Linked DNA regions of Homo sapiens: region 1 is linked to region 2. Evidence: read pairs that join two places in POLR2A ChIA-PET (ENCODE). Cell type or tissue: PC-9. All regions are shown on one strand. Links, peaks and the distances in the headings refer to the core of each region. The heading gives the core; the rest is flanking DNA.

What was found. ChIA-PET counts read pairs that join two places held together with the same protein. Peaks named below come from ENCODE experiments on the same cell type or tissue, not always from the same donor. Only the 100,000 strongest peaks of a DNase experiment are listed, where the experiment ranks them.
Region 1: POLR2A ChIA-PET joins it to region 2 with 12 read pairs; 2 of 35 experiments call an interaction of 5 or more read pairs at or near these places.

What each region holds. Positions count from the first base shown.
Region 1 is chr3:182,967,632-182,970,548 of GRCh38, reverse strand. The region is part of intron 1 of DCUN1D1 (defective in cullin neddylation 1 domain containing 1); the gene reads left to right. Among named protein-coding and RNA genes, the nearest start is that of DCUN1D1, 11 kb to the left of the region's middle. In PC-9, for the core only: no CTCF peak of the experiment used is centred there; a DNase peak (open chromatin) is centred at 1,138; H3K27ac peaks cover 1,573 bases.
Region 2 is chr3:183,167,765-183,170,681 of GRCh38, reverse strand. No RefSeq gene overlaps it. Among named protein-coding and RNA genes, the nearest start is that of LAMP3, 6.5 kb to the right of the region's middle. In PC-9, for the core only: no CTCF peak of the experiment used is centred there; no DNase peak of the experiment used is centred there.

The sequences.
Region 1 (2,917 bases), core at 93-2,592, 200 kb after region 2:
AAGTTCAGGCTGAAATATAAACTTAAGGATGAGAAGGTGAAAATTCAAGATAATGGAAATAATAAAATGGATCTTATTTTTTTGCTGTTAAAAAATCACTTATTAAAATTACTTCTATTTTGCAATTGTTAGGACTTAGTTGACTAGAAAGTCATTTTCCATGTTTATTTTTCCTTGGGGAAATACTTTTAATGGGAAGGCTTTTTAAACTTTATTATTTTTTCTTCAGATAAACTATTATTTAAAATGTGATTCTTAAATTTCTTTTCTTTTCTTTTTTTTGGGGGGTTAAGATTTCGCTCTGTCACCCAGGCTGTAGTGCAGCGGCGCTATCATAGCTCACTGCAGCCTTGAACTCTTGGGCTCAAGTGATCCTCATCTTCCCACCTCAGCCTCCCATGTAGCTAGGACTATAGGTGTGCGCTACAACAACCAGCTAATTAAAAAAAATTTTTGTAGCGACAGTCTCATTGTGTTACCCAGGCCAGACTAGTCTTGAACTCCTGGCCTCAAATAGTCCCACTGCCTCCGCCTCCCAAAGTGCTGGATTACAGGCGTGAGTTACTGCACCTGGCTGATTCTCTTAATTCTTGAATTTCTTGAGTGAAAAAAATAATGCAAATATGCTAGATTTAAGAATAAAACAATATGTGTTGATAACTTGGCATGTTATATTTTGGAAAGATGAACAAATAAATTCATTTTACTGTTCAGATTATGACAGTATTTCTAATTTTGGTAATCTTTGATACCGTTGTAATTAGCTTTCTGTTACAAGAGATAGCATTTCTCCTCCCCCCTGCTTTTTTTGCTGGGGTTAAAAAGCAAAATATATTCTGTTTTATGCATTTTACAGCCTTACAACTATTGCATTTCTTTGAAAACTTGATAATACCTAGGTAGTTTTAACATTGGAATACTGAAGATTATATTGCCTGATCTTATTTAATTATTACTCTAGTTTATTCCCTTTAAATAAGTATTTAAATAAATGGCATATATTACATTTGAGTGCTGAATCATTGTAGCTGTCACATGGTTTTGCTCTTGGGAAGTTCCCCACTGGGTTTGTAGTAGAAACAGAGAAAAAATCCATCTGTTTTTTCTTCCACCTCAATTTTCTATCCACCCTCTCATCCCCTATAAAATCATTCTTCTCTGGTTAGTCACCTTTTTCTCTTCCTTGTGTTGATAAAAATTTAAATCTTTAGTGCCATACTGTCAAAATCAGAACACTGCCTGGTACACCTTTGTGGCTTAGGAAAAGGGGATGGGAGTGTTACAGCTCCCCTAAATTGGTCAGGTATACTCCAGCTTTATTCTAGGATAGCCTTTGAGACTACAGAATTGAATTCCCTTAGTAGGGAATCAAATGTTACAATGTATTCTAGGAACAGAGAGCTGACAGAGAAGTGGTAAGAGTGCATTGTAAGTGTAAGAAGTGGAGGGTACTTATCAGACTTTATAGGAATGGGATTGTCAATATCACTTGGCTTAGCTGGAGTCCGTACTGTCAGTTCTTGGCCTGGTAGAACTCAGTAGCCTTTATGGTGTTGGAAGTGGGTAGGTACACCCTGTTTCTTCAAATATGTTGATATTGCCCTATATAGTGGAAATTTATACCAAACCAGTTAAAATAGTTTACATTTGGCCTGGCGCGGTGGCTCATGCCTGTAATCCCAGAACTTTGGGAGGCTGAGGCGGTTGGATCACCTGAGGTCAGGAGTTCAAGACCAGCCTAGGCAACATGGCAAAACCCCATCTCTACTAAAAATACAAAAATCAGCTGGGCGCAGCAGTGCGTGCCTGTAATCCCAGCTACTCGGGAGGCTGAGGCAGGAGAATCGCTTGAGCCTGGGAGATGGAGGTTGCAGTGAGCTGAGATGGTGCCACTGCATTTCTGCCTGGCAACAGAGCGAGACTCCGTCTCAAAAAAAAAAAAAGTTTACATTTATATATATATATCATTTATTACATAAACATTTTTCAAATAAGATATGACATGGAATTAATTCATTTGTATAATTTTGTTTTTAGTTGGTGTGGGTAAGACAGTTTTTTATCTTTGTTTCCCTGGTCTTCTATTATCTTACTTTTTGATAGGAATAGTATAGTAGAATGAATAGTTCTTTTTGGCTTGTAGAAATGACTTAAGCTATGATTTTTCCTTCCTCCCTTCAACAAAGGTGATTGACCCTGCAGGGAACAGAGCACTGGATTTAAAACTATATGATAAAACCCCAGACAAATCTGATTGTTTTGCCACTTCCAACTTTTAGGAGGATGGGGGAAAAGTTATGCCAATATGTTATATCAGGTTTAATTAAAAAGTAATTTCCAGGCCAGGCACAGTGGCTCACTCCTGTAGTCCCAGCACTTTGGGAGGCTGAGGCAGGTAGATTGCTTGAGCCCGGGCGTTTGAGACCAGCCTGGGCAACATAGCGAGACCCTGTCTCTAAAAAAACAAAAAAACCTACGTAATTTCCAGGATATGGTCTGTGGTTGGTGTACTTGCAGGTTAATCTCCAACACTTCCTGCACCATTGTGCAGTGGTCACTGACAGTCACAGTGATCCTTTGGTACTTTACTTTGTTCCTCAGAGGAGGATTAAAACATGTTAGGGTACTCTGTCACTCAAGGGAGAAAGGTATACTGAGTTTTAAAATAAATTTCAGTAACAAAAGTTGGAATCAAAATGGTTTCCTTGTTAACTTTCATTTAAGCAAAATTAGGACAGTTCTCTTCCTTGGCATTTGATTTCATTGTGAGTTTGTTGTCATTGAACAGTAAATCTCAAGGAGGAGATAGTTTTCAAAAGGGAAGAATCCTAGACACTTGAGGGATGTGTTTTGCAATGGGATATGACTTATCTGATGTGCAGATGTTGTAGAGTTACTAGTGAAGTAGCAGAAGAGT
Region 2 (2,917 bases), core at 288-2,787:
ATAGGCCAGATTTATGTTTCTCTCCACCCAAACATCTCAGTGGAGTAAAGAATAACAAGGCAGCATTACTGCAAACATGTCTCACCTCCCACCACAGGGCAGCTTTTCTCCTATTTCAGAGTTGAACAAATGTACAATCGGGTTTTACACCAAGACATTCAGTTCCCAGGGGCAGGCAGGAGACAGTGGCCTTCCTCTATCTCAACTGTAAGAGGCTTTCCTCTTTTACCAATCCACCTCAGCACAGACCCTTTATGGGTGTTGGGCTGGGGGACAGTCAGGTCTTTCTCATCCTACGAGGCCATATTTCAGACTGTCACATGGGGAGAAACCTTGGACAATACCCCGCTTCCAAGGGCAGGGCTCCCTGCAGCTTTCCGCAGTGCATTGTGCCCCTGGTTTATTGAGACTAGAGAATGGCGATGACTTTGACCAAGTATACTGCTTGTAAACATTTTGTTAACAAGGCACGTCCTGCACAGCCCTAGATCCCTTAAACCTTGATTTTATACAACACATGTTTTTGTGAGCTCCAAGTTGGGTCAAAGTGGCTGGGGCAAAGTGGCTGGGGCAAAGCTACAAATTAACATCTCAGCAAAGCAATTGTTTGAAGTACAGGTCTTTTTCAAAATGGAGTCTCTTATGTCTTCCCTTTCTACATAGACACAGTGACAGTCTGATCTCTCTTTCTTTTCCCTACATCAATTAGTTTAACCTAATTAACATTTATAGGTCACTGAATCCAACAATGAGAGAATACACACATTCTTCTCAAGTGCACACAGAACATTTAACAGGACAGTCCACTATTATGAGTTAAATTGTGTCCCTCCAAAATTCATATGTAGAAGTCTTGATATGGTTTGGCTGTGTCCCCACCCAAATCTCAACTTGAATTGTATCTCCCAGAATTCCCATGTGTTGTGGGAGGGACCCAGGGGGAGGTAATTGAATCATGGGGGCCGGTCTTTCCCATGCTATTCTCGTGATAGTGAATAAGTCTCATGAGATCTGATGGATTTATCAGGGGTTTCCGCTTTTGCTTCTTCCTCATTTTCTCTTGTCACTACCACGTAAGAAGTGCCTTTCACCTCTCACCATGATTCTGAGGCCTCCCCAGCCATGTGGAACTGTAAGTCCAATTAAACCTATTTTTCTTCCCAGTCTCAGATATGTCTTTATCAGCAGTGTGAAAATGGACTAATACAGTAAATTGCTACCAGTAGAGTGAAACGTTGCTGAAGATACCTGAAAATGTGGAACAACTTTGGAACTGGGTAACAGGCAGAGATTGGAACAGTTTGAAGGGCTCAGAAGAAGACAGGAAAATGTGGGAAAGTTTGGAACTTCCTAGAGACTTGTTGAATGGTTTTGCCCAAAATGCTGATAGTGATATGGACAATAAGATCCAGGCTGAGGTGGTCTCAGATGGAGATGAGGAACTTTTTGGGAACTGGAGCAAAGGTGCCTCTTGTTATGTTTTAGCAAAGAGACTGGCCACATTTTGCCCCTGCCCTAGAGACTTGTGGAACTTTGAACTTGAGAGATTATTTAGGGTATCTGGTGGAAAAAATTTCTAAGCAGCAAAACATTCAAGAGGTGATTTGGGTGCTATTAAAGGCGTTCAGTTTTATAAGGGAAGCAGAGCATAAAAGTTTGGAAAATTTGCAGCCGGACTATGTGACAGAAAAGAAAAACCCATTTTCTGGGGAGAAATTCAAGCTGGTTGCAGAAATTTGCATAAGTAGCAAGAAGCCTAATGTGAATCCCCAAGACCATGGGGAAATGTCTCCAAGGCCATGTCAGAGACCTTCACAGCAGCCTCTCCCATCACAGGCTTGGAGGCCCAGGAGGAAAAAGGGGTTTTGTGGGGCAGGCCCAGGGTCCCCATGTTGTGTGCAGCCTAGTGACTTGGTGCCCTCTGTCCCAGCTGCTCCAGCCATGGCTGAAAGGGGCCAATGCATAGCTTGGGCTATGGTTCAGAGGGTGGAAGCTGTGGGGCCCTCAAGGAGAACCTCTTAGGGCAGTGCAGAAGGGAAATGTGGGATCAGAGCCCCCACACAGAGTCCCTATCGGGGCACTGCCTAGTGCAGCTGTGAGAAGAGGGCCTTTGTCCTCCAAACCCCAGAATGGTAGATCCACTGACAGCTTGCACTGGGTGCCTGGAAAAGCTGCAGACACTCAACACCAGCCCATGAAAGCAGCCTGGAGGGAGGCTGTACCCTGCAAAGCCACAGGGGTGGAGCTGCCCAAGACCATGGAAACCTACCTTTTGCATTAGCGTGACCTGGATGTAAGACCTGGAGTCAAAGGAGATCATTTTGGAGCTTTAAAATTTGACTCCCTCACTGGATTTCAGACTTGCATGGGCCCTGTAACCCCTTTGTTTTGGCCAATTTCTCCCATTTGGAATGGCTTTATTTACCCAATACCTGTACCCCCATTGTATCTAGGAACTAACTAGCTTGCTTTTGATTGTACAGGCTCATAGGCGGAAGGCCTTGTCTCAGATGAGACTTTGGACTGTGGACTTTTAGGTTAATGCTGAAATGAGTTAAGACTTTGAGGGACTATTGGAAAGGCATGATTGGTTTTGAAATGTGAGGACATGAGATTTGGAAGGACCAGGGACAGAATGATATGGTTTGGCTGTGTCCCCACTCAAATCTCAATTTTAATTGTATCTCCCAGAATCCCCACATATTGTGGGGAGGGGGGGACCAAGGAAGAGGTAATGTATTCATGGGGGCTGGTCTTTCCCGTGCTGTTCTCATGACAGTGAATAAATCTCATGATATCTGGTGGGCTTATCTATCAGGGGTTTCTGCTTTTGCTTCTTCCTCATTTTCTCTTGCCGCCACCATGTAAAAAGTCCCTTTCGCCTCCCACCATGATTCTGAGGCCTCCCCAGCCATGT